Regions from separate parts of the Mus musculus genome. Here region 2 is linked to region 1. Evidence: chromatin loops called from intact Hi-C (ENCODE). Cell type or tissue: left cerebral cortex. All regions are shown on one strand. Links, peaks and the distances in the headings refer to the core of each region. The heading gives the core; the rest is flanking DNA.

Region 1 (8,150 bases), core at 1,168-6,167:
AGCCTCTTGCTGACAGTGGAAAGGGGGCTAGACTCTTAAGTGCAGGTTAGCTCTGTGGAGTGGGTAATTGTGGGTGCTTTTCCAGAGGATGAAACGACTTTTTCCTATTTCCAGTGAAGTGCATGTGGACTGCACTCAGAATCTTCATGATTACTTCGATCTTCTTAAGACTAACAACAGATTATAGCAACAGCCACAGCCAACAACAACAACAACAACAACAACAACAACAACAACAACCAAACAGCAACAAATACCATTACGAATGAATATGATGGCTGATGAGATGCTCAGTGGTTAAGAGAGCCAGCTGCTCTTGCAGAGGATACACGTCTGGTCTCCAGCATCCACAAGGTGTCTCACACACATTTCTGAGTCCAGATCTGAGGGTTCTGACATCCTGTTCTGCCCTCCACAGACAGCAGGCACTCACATGGTGTACACACAAACACACAGGGAAAACAAAAAACACATAAAACAAAAAGACACAAATATTTTTATTTATTTTATGTACATTAGCATTTAACCTACATGTGTGTCTGTTGGCTCCCCTGGAGCCAGAGTTACAGGCAGGTGTGGGCTGTCATGTGGGTGCTGGGAATTAAACCCAAGTCCTCTGGAAAAGAAGCCAGTGATCTTAACTGCTGGGCTCTCTCTCCAGCTCCAAGAAACAAATATTTCAAATGACAGACATGACAGCACTAACTCTCAAAACTCACATGATCATTTTCTAATAATGATCAGAAAAACAAAGAATTGAACCCGGCAAGTTCAATACTGGATAGAGACTGGTTAAAAAAAAATGTCTTGAAAAACACCTACACCTTTACCTTCACTTTTCTCTACAACATGGTTAATTCTAATGCACATTTCCACAATTACCCAGGGGCCAGTGGTGCTAATTATAGAGGTGCTAGAGGCACCGAGCCTTTATAGTCCCATTTCTGCATTTTTGGCACACTGGAATGTGGGTCCTTAGTGAGGTTCAATGGCAGGGTTAACCAAGCCATTACCAAGACACTGGAACCCCATTCTGGGTGTCATACACAACTCTGGATTCCCCAGGTCAGAGGAGCCTCCCATAGCCGGGTACCCTGCCAACTCACCTAGCTCCTCTTCTTCCATTAGCACACCTGAACTTTACACATCGTGCCTTGGGCCATCCTTCAGCCTTTGCTGTTTCTCAAGATCACCATCTTCTCTCTCTGCTCTTTTCCAAGTATTTATGGCATCTCCATTACTGGCAGCAGAGTGACCCTTTTCATGCCTTCCTCCTCCTCCTCCTTCCCCTCCTCCTCCCCCACCTTCCCCTCCTCCCCCTCTCCAGCCTGAGCCATCTCTCCAGCCCCGACCTCACACCTTCTAAAGGCTTTTCTTCTCATCTAACATTTACCCCGCCCCCACCCTCTTATAGTCTGGCTTACTGGGCTGGCCCTCTGTGTTTTGTACCTGGAGCTCCCTCCTCCATTTCTCTATTTCCTATCACGAGTGTCATGTCTGTGCTTCAGGCAGCCAGATGCCTTTCCTCTCAGGGTTTTTGCACCAGCTCTTCATTTCTCTCTGGAATGCCCTCCACAGATCATCACATGAGTAGATCAAACATTTATTTAGATCAGGCAGAGTTTAATTTCATCTCTCAGAGCGCTCAGCGCGAAACAACTCCTCCCTATCAGCACATACTGTAATGAGAAAAAAAAAATAATAAAGTTTTCTTACTGATGCCTGATTTCTCAGAGCTCAGCACTTTGAAATACTTTTTTCCCCCACTTAGTTATTTTTCTTCTGTGCAAGTTTGTGTAGCTCAGAACACAGCTCTTAGAAGTTGCTCTCTCCCCTGCCTTATGGGGTTCAGGGCCTGAACTCAGGTCACGAGGTTTCAACACGGCATCTTTATACTCGGAACCACCTCCATTCGCCAAGCCTAGCAGCTTTTCTTGGACGTACTCAGGGTGTCAGAATGCTTACCGCCCCGCATCGTACTTTCTTGTTATCGGCTAACTTACTCGAAAGAGAGGATTAGCCCAGTGCCAAGAATCACTGACTGTGAAGTCAGGTGTCACAAGGCCTTGCTAGATGTGTGGCTATAAACCAGGTGACCTCCAAAGACCTCAGTTTCTTCCCCTGTAAAGTAAATAGGAGTTATGGAGGCAATTCTTAAAATGTGTAAATGTATCAGCAGCGACACGATACACTGAACCCCACCCCCATCAAAAGCTCCACGTGAATGCCAGCTCCACTCGGTGTAGGGTGTAGGACGAGTATGTTCTTCCCATGACCATTTAGAGGAATTATGTAGGTATGCCATCTAAAGCTTTTATAAGCTTTAGATATTATTATACATGTATCTACAATACAGATGTGGTCTTAGTTGCTTTCATCCCCATATCTTGATTGAGTTACGTAGAAAACATGGACTTAGTGAAAATCAGTAAGCTAAGTGCCACTCTCCTCAGTTGCCTGTTACCAGGTAACCCTAGCAGGGTAATGGTTTCTGAAGTGCCCTTACCTCGAGCTTCCTGAAGGTGGCAGTGGAGCGCCAACATTGGAAAAAAACAATCTGCTGTTCTTGAAAGGCAGCTAGGATAAGAAAGTTACCGACGGGCTTAAAATTCCTTTCCTTATTATTCTTGCTGAGAAGATGTGGATCGTGATAGGGTGGGCACCTGATCAAATACAAATGATATCTGATGGAATAGTAAAACGTTCTGCTGTTATTATTCTTTAAGACCTCAGATAGAAGAGCAACTCCACAGCAGTTGGAGCGAAGTGGAACTGGCAATGAGGTGACAAAGAGGACAGGCAGCAGGGAGAACAGGGTGACCTCTTAGTGTGTCAGAAGCACCGCCAGAAATTCAGGGTGGAGGTCTCTGAGAGGGGGCAGGTCAGGGTCTCCCTGCCCTCGTGCATGTTTCGAAGGGTAAAATTTTCGGAAGTAAAGATGCATGAATGCTAGAGTCTATCCTGTCCACACCTACAAATCTTCGTGTCTGCTAAGGGGTTGAGCGCATAGCACTAACGGAAAGATCTAACCCAATCACAAAAGAAGTCACTTGATATGCACTCATTGATAAGTGGATATTAGTCCAGAAACCTAGAATACCCAAGAAACAACTTCCAAAACACAAGTAAATCAAGAAGGAAGACCAACGCGTGGATACTTCATTCCTCCCTAGAATATGGAATAAAGTATCCATGGAAGGAGTTGCAGAGACAAGGTTTGGAGCTAAGACGAGAGACTGCCCCACCTGGGGTCCATCCCATAATCAGCGACCAAACGCAGACACTATTGCATACGCCAGCAAGATTTTGCTGAAAGGACCCTGATATAGCTGTCTCCTGTGAGGCTTTGCCAGTGCTTGGCAAATACAGAAGTGGATGCTCGTAGTCAGCTATTGGATGGAACACAGGGCTCTCAATGGAGGAGCTAGAGAAAGTACCCAAGAGCTGAAGGGATCTGCAACCCAATAGGTGGGACAACAATATGAACTAACCAGTACCCCCAGAGCTTGTGTCTCTAGCTGCATATGTAGCAGAAGGTGGCCTAGTTGGCCATCATTGGTCTAGCAAACTTTATATGCCCCAGTACAGGGGAACGCCAGGGCCAAGAAGTGGGAGTGTGTGGGTAGGGGAGCAGGGCGGGGGGAGGGTGTAGGGGGACTTTCGGGATAGCATTTGAGATGTAAATGAAGAAAATACCTAATAAAAAAATTAAAAAAAAAAAAGAATATAGTTAAGTCTCTAGATAAATAGAGATACTTCACACTGGCCACCAGATGGCAACATTGCACTGTAAAATGCTTGCAGTTGAATTCATCTTGTAAAACTTTTTTTCCCACTTTGAGACAAGATTTCTCTGTGTATCCCTGGCTATCCTGGAAATTACTGGGTACTTCAAGATGGTCTTGAACTCAGCAGTCCACCTCTGCCACCCAAGTGCTGGGATTAAAGGCATGCATTACCACCACCATGAGGCTTCACCTTATAAGCTCTTAAGAAGTACTAAAATCATGCTTACTCCCCTCCCACGCGTGGGGATCATGCTTAAAGGAGCCATGAGTCTGTGCTTGAACCGCCTCATTAATGAAGAACACATTTTGCCAGCAGTGGCTGATTAAGTTAACACTCCAGTTCCTTGAGGCCAACTTGAACATTTAAACTTTGAATTATTCATACTGTGAACGAAATTATCAGTGAACGAAAACAACTAATCAGAGTGTGAATGGAAGTAAAATATTCTCATTGTTAGAGTGTATCAGCTGTTATAAAGTTGCAAGACAATTTTTTTTAAGTGTTTGGTTCATAATTTAGTTTCTTCAGCTTGCAGTCTAGGAGATAGTCTACAAGCAGCAGTGAGGTAGAAACAGGGTCCTGCTTCAAAGTTAGCCTCAGTTATATAACAAAGTTGAGACCAACTTGGGTTGCAGAGACCTTATCTCAACAAAACAAAACAAACAAAACAAAGAAAAACAATATGTATACATTTTATGTTCAATCTGTCTAAGATTGCTTTCGGGTACATAATACATGTGAGGTAGATGAGTTTTGAAGGTTATTGTAAAATAATATCTGTAAACACCCAGCACAAGCCTCACACATGGGAAGGATTATAATATACAGAGGCTGTTGCTCAGTGTATTAAGAAATAATGAATTCACACAAAAATCCTCTACTGGCGCAGGCAGGAAAGGCTGAGGGATGCATGTTCAGAGCGCAGAGCCCCACTTTTAGGCGTGTGGGGAGGACTTGAGAAATGACTCTAGGTAGCTCACTGCCCAGAAAGCCCTCGGCGATGGGCTGTTAACAGTGTCCAGTAACTGAGGGGCAGCCCTTGGTCCTGGGAAGGCTCGATGCCCCAACGTAGGGGAATTCTAGGGAGGGTAGGCGGGAGTGGGTGGGTGGCTGGGTAGGGGAGCGCCCTCATAGAAGCAGGGGTAGGGGGAGATGAGATAGGGGGTTTTTAGAGGGGAAACCGGGAAGGGGGCTATCATTTGAAATGTAAATAAATAAAATATCCAATTAAAAAAACAAAACAAAACAGTGTCCAGTAACAGCTCGCATGTCTGGTGCAGTCGTGAAGGAATGCATTGGGAGAGTGTCTACTGGCGTTGACTTATTGACTCATTCTTCGATCACTTCAGAACTACAGGGCATTCTGTGTCCTTGGTGACCCTGTCAAAGCACCATTCACACGCTACAGAAACGATACAGGAAAAAGATGCTCGTTCTTACAGGGATTGTCCACCCTCTGCGTCATGAGACTCATCTGTTCACCTCCCTTACTGCCCTCCTCCATGTCCGCCCCTCCCCTCTGGTCCTCTTTCTGTCCTAAGCCTGTTTTGGTCTTCTTTCTTATCGAGTGCAACTTCCCTCCCCCCACCCCCATCTCATAATCCCTCGTCTGGATTCCTGACACACTGGAGCGAATATCTGACCTCGATGAAGTCTCTCAGTAGACACCGTTAGATTCCAGCTACCATCAATCAGCCTTCTCTTCCTTTTTTCCTCCCCGTTTCTGTGTTTTTCTTTCCTGGGATCCTGAGGTCTTATGTCTTATCCATGTTCTGTTAAATTTGGGTACAAACAACAGACAGAGGTGTCTTACCCAATTTCTTATTTCTTTTTGTGTCCTCCCCACCCTGGCCCAATTACTGTGTTGAATTCTCATTCTACAGAACTGTAAAATGCAAATGCGTTTTAAAGCGGCACTGTTGTGTTTCTAGAAGACACAGCACATCGACCCCTCCTAGTATTCACTGCCACTGTTTGGGGCCAGAGATACGACTCTGACCACAGGGAACATTTTGGTCTAAACCTTTCTTTTCCTGTCGTGCTAGGGAAGTTTTTCTTCCACTGTGGGACAGGCACACTTCTCTAGAGGTCACCGAGGTGCCAGAGGGCGGCTCAACCGCTAGAAGCTGCAGAGGGCAGTATAACACCACACATGAGCGTGTAGGAGCACACCCAGTGTGTCATCATCTGCTTTTTCTTTCTTAGTGGGTAAGTTACTGGAACATTAAAAAAAAAATGATTATTTACGGTGAAAACTTGGAGAAGCGATCGCGCCTGGGTTTTCCAGTTCCCTCCTCCGACTGTGCTACAAAGTACCAGGCTGCAGCCTCCCTAGGAGGAGGCCCTCGGCACACACGTCGCAGCTCCGGCTACCAGCTCGAGCCGAATCCCAGTGTCAGAGTAACACAGAATTTGAAATCCAACCTCCGAGATGTTCTTAACCTCCTTTCAAGTTTCTGAAGATATGTTTACCAAATGTCGGCGAGGGAACAATGGTTCTCAGAACTTACAGCAAGGAGTGACGGGACAGAGACTCATCCTGACCGAGGCGTGGATGGCGCCACTCCACACCAGATAGGAGGAAAGAGTTCAAGACAGGACCTTTGAGGAACTTGATAATTGCTGTTTTCAGCAAAATGTAACTTTAAACCAAAGGACGGCAGACTTCCTGGACAGGTCCAGACACTAAATCTTTCAGGTTTTATGAACTTCATGGTCTCTGTCGTAGCTACCCAGCTCCTGTACCCTGAAAGAGCACCCATTGGCAACACACACACACACACACACACACACACACACACACACACACACACACACAGAGTACGATCCCTTGAACCAACCTACAAATACAGGTAGCTCATTTCATAGTTTGCTGGAGTCTGCTTCAACGGAGCCTGATTTTCCATTTTGCCATAGTAGAATTGAACCTTTTCAAAGATCAGTTTCTTCTTTTGTATTTTTAACAAGTTAATCTTTTTGCCTTCTGTCCGTCTCAGACACGACTTCGTGATGCTCTGTTCCCTTTTCTTTGTTTTTAAAGAGATAAAATGTTGAGTTGGGCTGAAACAGGAAACCCTATCCTGAGGTTGCCATTGGAGATAGGTCTAGTCATCTTTTTGGCTTAGGCCTGCTTCATTTTGTCTTATTTTGTCTCATGTGGTTCATCTGGCTTGAGTTCAACCTTAGGAACAAGGCTTGAGACTTGGAGTTGTGCTCACTTTGGAACTGAACCAGCAATGGAGAGGAGCCGATGCTGGCCAGGTAACATAAAAAAGTGTGTGCTTGTTGCACAAACAAGCCGGCATAGGAGCAAAGCAAATCCATCTGTTGTCGCGCTAGGGGTAAAGTGTAGGTACCTTTTAAAACCGTGACCTGTATCTAACAAAACACAGTTAAGGATTCTCAGAAAAGTGATGTGTTAATAGTCAGGTCTTGTAGGAGGTAATTACAGATGGTGTTCACCGATAGCTACTTGCCAATGTTTAATCCTAGGCTGGTAACAGTCCAGGTTTGAACAATGATGCTGAGTGAGTAAACCTGACCATGAAGATCAAAGAAAAGAGATCCCAGGCTCTCTCTCTCTCTCTCCCTCTCTCTCCCTCTCTCTCTCTCTCTCTCTCTCTCTCTCTCTCTCTCTCTCTCTCTCTCTCTCCCTCTGCCATTGTTGTGTTCTAAGCGTTCTATGAGCCGGTGCTTGCCCAAGTGGACACCCACGGAGGCCAGAGACTGATGTCTGGATGTCTTCCCAAATTATTATTATTACTTTTTAACTTTGAAAAAGACTTCAGTTTTAGTTTATGCTCATGCGTATGTGTGTGGGTGTGCATGTGTAGATATCATAAGACGTCGCTTGGTATCTTGAAGTTGGAGTTGTAGGAGATTGTGACTCTTCATGGATGCGAGGAATTAAGCTCAAGTCCTTGGCAAGAGCAGATGGAAATCTCAGCGGTCTCCTTGCCTCCCCTACCTTAGTTTTTGAGGCAGGGTTTCTCATTCAATCTGTTCCTCAACTTCAAGTTGATTGGCTGTCCATCAAGCCCTCAGGATCCGCCCACTTCTGCCCCTCATGTTGGCATCACAGGAAGTTGCAGCCATGTCAATCGTCCAGTGTGATCCGAATGCTTGTGAGGTGGGCCCTTCACTCACTGACCCTGTGTAGCTTTGGATAAAGATGTTGTTTGAGAGAGATCAACTTGCTAGACTCTTTTCAGCCCATCAGACTCTGGACGAATGAAGCAGCTCTTCTCCAGTTTTATCCTACCCCACCAAATAAACTTCACTTGACAGATTTGGTCTCCCTTGGATTCTAAGCTTATCTATTTGCCAGACATTGTAGGGTGAATCTGAGATTGGTGAAGTGG
Region 2 (8,150 bases), core at 1,637-6,636, 950 kb after region 1:
CTGGTATTGTTTTACCATTTCTAAAATTAGGTAGAACCTAGGAACTTCTCAGAGGATAACTATTTTGAGATAAGGGGTAGAAGGGTGTATACCTTTTCATGGCCTCAGCCACAGACATTTCTGCATTATAAAGTGATCCTTACTCTCTCAATAATGTTGAATATTCTCACTCTATCCTTCTTGACCTAATTACGGTCTGATGATCTGACAGCTCAGCTAACTTGTTTTTAATCATCATATACCTAAAATACAGAACTGTAAAGCCCAATTAATATTACTATTTATGTGCTTCACATGAAAAGCTGAAAGTACTTTTTAAAAAATTACAGCATATTTTCATATTTTCTTCATACGCTACACCGTGATCCTATTTTCCCACCTTCAGCTTCTTTCAGATCCTCTTCACCTCCCCACTCACACAGCTTTACATTCTTCCTCTCTCCATCCTTGTCTCTCAAAAATCAAAACGAATAAAACCAATAAGACAAATAATAACAGACCAAAACAATTCAATACAAAGAAAAAAGTCCAAAGAGAAACCGAGAGGCCATCTTGAGTTGGTCAGTCACTCCTGGGCTTTGTGTATGGTTCCTGTACCCAGTGACAGTTCATTGAAAAACTAATTTCCCTTTACCCAGCAGGGATTAGTTGCAAATGAAAGAGTTAAATTCTTAATCAGAAATGACATATAGGTCTAGAGGTTTTAGCTTTAAATCAACACATACTGTTCCTTCACTTCTGAACATCAAAAACACTATCCTGTATTTGTCATTATCCACAGGTAACATCCATTAACATTTAACTATTAGATCAAACGTTTCTTTACTAAGAAGGCATTCTCTAACTCTTTAAGATGTCTCAGTCTTTGCAGTTATGTAATTTGTATCTTCACAGGACTACTATGAGGGCAGTTCCACAGTTTAATTGATCTAGTTATAGTTATGTAAATAGATTCTATCTAGTCAAGGCTGATTTTTGATGTTTAGTATTCTTTGCAACAACTATAACTTGACTGGCACAAATGAAACATTTAATAAAATGAACAGAGTAGCAATGTGTGAAGAATGTGCCATATAAGTTAGGTAATGTATAGTTTAATATCAAATACTAATTGATTATGATGACTTTGTTTTTAAACACTGTGGCACAGATACATGATTTTATCTTCCTTCAATTATACTTGAATATTAGGCTGATCTGATATATAACAGAAACCTCATTCCAAAGATTATCAATAAATATAACATTAAAAGTCCAGCACCCTCCAAATAAAGTTGCTTTGTTTCTAGTCACAAAAGAAAAAAAGACAAAATTCAAAAAAAATTCTTTTTGATGTCTAAAAAAGTATTCTAAATGTTTTCTGTTGATAATAGTGTAAAAATGTTTCTCTCTTTTATGAATAGTTTAACTATGTTTAGAGAAGTACACAACAGCATCATTAAACTTTTTTTCTAATATAATCTCATTTTTTTTATTTTTTATTATTGGGTATTTATTTCATTTACATTTCCAATGCTATCCCAAAAGTCCCCCACACCCCCCCCCCCACTGCCCCATCCACCCACTACCACCTCTTGGCCCTGGCGTTCCCCTGTACTGAGGCATATAAAGTTTGCACGACCAATGGGCCTCTCTTTCCACTGATGGCCGACCAGGCCATCTTCTGATACATATGCAACTAGAGACACGAGCTCCAAGGAGGGGGGTAGGGGGGTGGTGGTGGTACTGGTTAGTTCATATTGTTGTTCCACCTATAGGGTTGCAGATCCGCCCAGCTCCCTGGGTATTTCCTCCTTATACCCATATCTTTTACACAACTGATTTAAGAGGATTTCTATGTCCATGATGCAGAAAATAACACTGCCCAAAGCTAGACCCCTGGAAATCAGTAGATAATTGTAGTTGAGCCATGAAAGAAAGAGAACTGTAATTTCACAGATTTCAAAGAATGAATAGTCTTAGTTTGTGAATTTGTTTTCTTCTGGGGCAGATTATGTTTACTTTGTTTATTTTTATTGTTTTTTTTTTTTAATTAAAGTTTAAGAATATGTCATTTCCAGTGCCAGGCTTGGTGGCACACGCCTTTAATCCCAGCACTCGGGAGGCAGAGGCAGGCAGATTTCTGAGTTTGAGGCCAGCCTAGTCTACAAAGTGAGCTCCAGGACAGCGAGGGCTGCACAGAGAAACCACATCTCAAAAAACAAAAACAAAAACAAACAAACAAACAAAAAAAGATGTCATTTCCTCCCATATTGTCTCCTTACTCAGTCTCCAATAATTAATTCTATATCCTCCCAACTTAACGATAAAAATTAAACATAGTATCCTAGCATCCAAACATTACTTGCATGCCATAAATTTCTACCATTTGTCTAGACAGGTTGAAATTAAAGGCAGTTGAGGGCCACCTGTCTTGAATGCTGAACATCCAACTCAAGTCCTCAGCAAGAACAGTCTGCAGTCTCTCCAGTCTGGCTACAAATTAGATTCCTTCCTTCCCACCAAATGATACATGCTCACATCTTCTTTGTTCCACTTCCTGCTCTTTTTCATGGTAGAGCAGAAGATGTGAATGAACAGCAACTGCGACATAGCCTGAATTCCTTGGTCTTGAGACTTTGTTAAATTCCTTCATGCTTGTGACCTCAATCTGACTCAGATTCTTAGGACACAGAGAGAATGCAGTATGTGCAGTATCTTGCTAAAATGACTCCTCATCTGTGGACTGGAAAACACAGTCCCTTGTGACCCTTTGAAAACCCAGGAGTACAGGACACCAGAACACTGCCATCAGTAACAACTAAGCCGTGCTCATCAGAGATCATAGAGACTGAAGCAGCAGCCACCCACGGATCCTGCATGGGTCTGCGCCATATCCTCTGCATACATGCTGTAGTTATTTACCTTGAGTTTTGTTGGACTCCTAGCAATGGCAGTGGGCAGTGCCATTGACTCTTTTGCCACACCGTAGGACTTCATCTAGCCTTGAAGGAGGGCATATCCCTAGTATTATTGAATCTTATTGTACCAAGTTTGATACCACAGGGAGGCCTGTTCTTCTCTGAAGGGAAATGGAGGAACACTGGGTCTGGGGGAGAGGAGAGGTGATATGGGATCTGAGAGGACGGGATGGAGAGGAGACTTAAATACCTACATATTGGATTAGACAGAATGAATAAATGAATGAATGCATGAATGAATGAATAGAGAAAGTAGGAATCAAGATATCACTTTCTATTTTTCTTTTGGCATTTTGCTCTCCTGTACTCTAACATCCAAACTTATTGTTCCCAATTACCTGAATTAATTACTTTCCTTACTATTGTGACAAAATATTCATCAAAATAAACTTAAAGAAATAAGGATATCGTCCATCATAGTGGGATCATATGCGGGTAGGCTATGAGGCAACTCATTATATTGCATTGCATTAACCAGGCAACAGATACCTACAGATACAACAGTACTAAACCTCGTTATTTAACAGAATTATTCTCCAGTAACCAGAAACATATCCAGGTAACCTACATTGTGAGGTTCTTAAAGTATAGAAAGTAGATAGGTATTCAGGAAATGGCCTCTCTGGCTTTTGTAGATGGCATAGTAATGTTAAAGAATCCTAGGAAGCAGACAGAGAGGGCCCATTCAACAGGAACCCACATGTGAAACAGACATGGGAAAATTAGTCCACTGCGTTGGCCGAATGGAATGTAGCAGATAGTTAACATATAACTACACTCTCCACTTTGTGCCAAGGAAACAGTTCTGAGATGTACAAGACCTTCTGAAGGTAATGTGGGTTTGAGTAGCCTAGGATGGTTTTAGAGATTCTGATAGGATTAAACATCAAACCGAATACAAAAAACTTAAAAGTGCTGTGCCAAGATAGATAATATGATGTGAGGAGCTGAATTACTCCCCCTTATATTCTATAAATTGAAGCTATAATACTCATTGCAGAGGTTAATCCTAAAGGATTAGTGTCATTATAATAAAAGACACTAGAGGGCTCTGCTTCCATCCCCATGAGAAGACATACTGAGAACACCACCAGAAAAACAGGAGTTGAGTTGAATGCCATTTAACTTGGACTTCTGGACTGCACATATTTGGGCCAGTGCATTCATGTTATCTAAGACCCTGGTCCTTTGTATCTTATTGTGAACATCTGAGCTTGTGTAGACAGAGTGAATGATATCTGGTGAGAGAGAGAGAGAGAGAGAGAGAGAGAGAGAGAGAGAGAGAGAGAGAGAGAGAGAACATGAATATAATTCATCAGTTAAATGAGCCACCTCAAGGGAAGAAATGTAATTCTATCCAGAGGAGCATCATCATTTGGAAATAATGGAATGGAGGAGGCTGTAGGGAAGGATGGAAGGAAGGTAGGCTGTAGAACTTAATCGAGGCTGTAGAATTTTATAAGTCTCCAATAAAGCTATGGTATGCGTGGTCTTCAAGTAAAGGGAAGGACTGAGCCTCCAGCAACAACAGCTTAAACACTTAGCACTCCCACCTCAGGAACAGGGTGGAGATGGCTGGGAGGGATGGACACCAAGCCAAAGAAAACTATTCTTTTGCCTCAAGACTCTAGTATTTACTATTAATATTGGAACGAGCAAAGTTTGACTGCATTTTGTATGTGATAATGTATGAAAATGAGTCTATGAGTAATGCAATGGAATGGACAGAGTCTCATGTCTGAAAAAAAATTGTAGATGGTAGCTCTTTATCCAAAGCTTTATTTAAAGGAAGTATGAATTAGGGTTCAAAGACATCATGTGCTTAGAGCTTTGATCTTATAAGGCCGATGTTCCTAAAAGAAGAAAACCTGGTTACTCTCTGTGAGCTTGTGAGAACAAACAGAATGCAGTTATCTGTAATTCAGGAAAAAGGACTCACTTGAAGAGGACTCATATCCTCTATTTTGGAATTACTGTAAGCAAATACATTTAAGAAACCTTATTTATAGTATTTCTTATGGAGGCTCCAGTGATCTAACAAATGAGACTAAATAGTCTCATTTTAAAAATGCTTTGAACTAACTGTCTCTTACTAAATTACTCTAATCCCAATTGTATAAAAATAATTTTGTTAAGATTAGAGATATTATGTCAGGTCATATTTGCACAACCAATTTTTTGAGCGAAGAATTTCAATATGATATAGGAGTTCTGCAGATCAGCTGTGATTATTCACAGAAATTCAAGGGAAACAACTAGTCCTAAGCAATGAAATTGTCCACATCACTTTCTTATAAAATGAAATTCTTGATTTTCACACTCCCTGGACATTATCTTTCCACCTGGACAGATAATGCCATTACAGCCTGGGTAATGGTGTGATTCCATACTGAAATCTCTAGAGTACAACTTACAGTAGAAGTCACTGATAAGCATGTTATAAAGTAGGTTTGCAGTCTTCATCAGCACATTTCTTTTCTTAAATACTTTACACAATTAAGAAAGTAATACCTTCCTGAAATCCCGGAGTTGTCCAGAGCACTTACTGTGTAGGTAGCCAATGATTTTCCAAAAGCATGTTTTAAATTTTTTATGGTTATTATTAGAAAAGTAAATCTTACATTGCTCAGAAAAAAAAAACCAAATTACTTCACAATTAACAACCCAATATTGCTGCTCACACACTTACACTAGTGAGTGTGAAAGGCAACACAGATAGGGACTATTTGGACTGCACCTCAACTTTTCTCCACCAACTGTCATGGATTATATTTGGTGTGTGTGTGTGTGTGTGTGTGTGTGTGTGTGTGTGTGTGTGTGTATTGTGTATGTGCACGCTCACACATGTATTTACAAGCTTACTATTAATAACTATATAACTGTATAATTGTTGCATTGGGCATTAATCTTTTGTGGTATTTCCTTTGTGGATTTCCCCTCTTTCATACTTCTTTGATTAAAATATGTGAAGAAAATAAAAGCATAAATAATATTCAAGTTTCCTACATTGTAACAAAATCCTTCTTTCTTGATATTTTGTGCCTCAATTCTATAAAAGGAAAGCTACTAACACTGTTCAAATGAAGCAACATTGTATCTCTAGTATTATACTATCTTACAAAAGGGTAGTAATTTTAACATAATTTACTAGTAATACAAATTACAATGTCTAAAATTAAGTTTAAAAATGGAAGCACTGAAAATTTTAATTTGCTTCTGATTCTCACTCCTCTTTCAAGGATCATTCATTTAAAAAGCATATAAAACTAAGACTTTTCTTTCCATAATAATACAGTAAGCCATGTTCTACATTTAATAAATATTTTGCTGGTAGCTGGGTGGTGCCGAGCACACAAAAGAGTCCTGTTGAACTCCGTGGAGTTGAGTCAGGTCTTCTAGAAGCATTGTATTTGTATCACTTCTTTTGTCCTTGTGAGACAGATACTGATCAGCAACATTCACCCCACCAGTGCTGACTTATCTGCCAAGGACATGCCAAGCTGAGCACGAAATCATTTCCATTTAATTAGCTAATATTTTGGTTGTTTTTTTTTTTTGTTTTGTTTTTGTTTTTTGTTTTTTTGTTTGTTTGTTTTTTTTTTCTTTTTGGTTCTTTTGAGACAGGGTTTCTCTGTGTAGCCCTGGCTGTCCTGGAACTCACTTTGTAGATCAGGCTGGCCTCGAACTCAGAAATCCGCCTGCGTCTGCCTCCCGAGTGCTGGGATTAAAGGCGTGCACCACCAAGCCCAGCCTAATATTTTGAACTAAAGACATTAATATATCATCACTTCACACTCAATTCTAAAACCAAGAGCTTAGTGAGGGAGTCATGTTTTAGATTTCTAGCAATACTTGTTTTAGAGTAACTATTTCTCTCATTGTCAGTCACACACAGCTCATATAACTTTCATTTCCCCAATTACCAACAGAGAAATCAGAGTGCCAAGTCCATTTTGAGATTTTTTTGTCTTTTATTATTTATTGGAAGGTTAAGTGCAGGCCCTTAAGACTTGGAGTCTGCACATAGGCCCTGTGACCCTATACCCAAGTTAATTTTGATTGGTAAATAAAGATGCAAACAACCAACAGCTAGGCAGAAGAGCTATAGGTGGGATGGAATTTTTGTGACCAGAGATTGTAAAAAATTACTAGGGGTTATCAATAGGAAAGTAGATTCCAACAACATAAAGGATAGGCAGCTGCCAAGCTGTTGTGCTGCTTAAGGTATATTGTAAGTAAAATGTCTGTGAATTTGTTTTTCTTCCAGGAACTCAATAACCAAATATGGGGTAGAAGCCATACATATGCACTCACTGATAAGGGGATATTAGCCCAGAAACTTAGAATACCCAAGATACAATTTGCAAAACACAAGAAAATCAAGAAAAAGGAAGACCATGTGGATACTTCATTCCTCCTTAGAATAGGAAACAAAATACCCATGGAAGGAATTACAAAGACAAAGTTTGGAGCTAAGACTAAATGATGGACTATCCAGAGACTGCCCCACCCAGAGGTCCATCCCATAATCAGCCACCAAACGCAGATACTATTGCATATGCCAGCAAGATTTTGCTGAAGGGACCCTGATATAGCTGTCTCATATGAGGCTATGCCAGTGCCTGGCAAATACAGAAGTGGATGGTCACGGTCATCTATTGGATGGAACACAGGGCCCCCAATGGAGGAGCTAGAGAAAGTACCCAAGGATCTGAAGATGTCTGCAACCCTATAGGTGGAACAACAATATGAACTAACCAGTACCCCCCAGAGCTCGTGTCTCTAGCTGCACATGTAGCAGAAGATGGCCTAGTCGGCCATCATTGGGAAAAGAGGCCCCTAGGTCTTGCAAATTTTATATGCCCCAGTACAGGGGAATGCCAGGGCCAAGAAGTGGGAGTGGGTGGGTAGGGGAGCAGGGAGGGGAAAGAATATAGGGAACTTTTGGGATAGCATTTGAAATGTAAATAAAAAAAATATCTAATAATAATTAAAAAAGCCCCAGGCTGGAATTTCTAATGATTTCTACAAGTTCTTGTTAGTACTGAGAATATTTGAAGAGATTTTCATAAATATCTTCCAAGTTTCCTTTTGTTTTTATGTCATTTATATTTACATAGTAGTTTCTGAAGAATCAATTCACACAGAAAATAACAAAATTTATGATGTGCTTTAATTTGATTTCAGTAA

The links. A loop is a pair of places that touch in the nucleus more often than their neighbours do. Peaks named below come from ENCODE experiments on the same cell type or tissue, not always from the same donor. Only the 100,000 strongest peaks of a DNase experiment are listed, where the experiment ranks them.
Region 2: it touches region 1 in a loop (8-fold over the local background); 12 of 42 quality-filtered maps call a loop at or near these places.

What each region holds. Positions count from the first base shown.
Region 1 is chr16:87,244,474-87,252,623 of GRCm38, reverse strand. It overlaps Gm41484 (a long non-coding RNA gene), which reads left to right and starts at 5,931. Exons shown (of 3, transcript XR_876207.2): 1 at 5,931-7,050. In left cerebral cortex, for the core only: CTCF peaks have their summits at 2,515 (motif pointing right), 3,765 (motif pointing right) and 5,911 (motif pointing right); DNase peaks (open chromatin) are centred at 1,616, 2,517, 3,806 and 6,011; H3K4me3 peaks cover 192 bases; H3K27ac peaks cover 133 bases.
Region 2 is chr16:86,298,539-86,306,688 of GRCm38, reverse strand. No RefSeq gene overlaps it. Among named protein-coding and RNA genes, the nearest start is that of Gm32357, 67 kb to the right of the region's middle. In left cerebral cortex, for the core only: a CTCF peak has its summit at 3,999 (motif pointing right); a DNase peak (open chromatin) is centred at 4,036.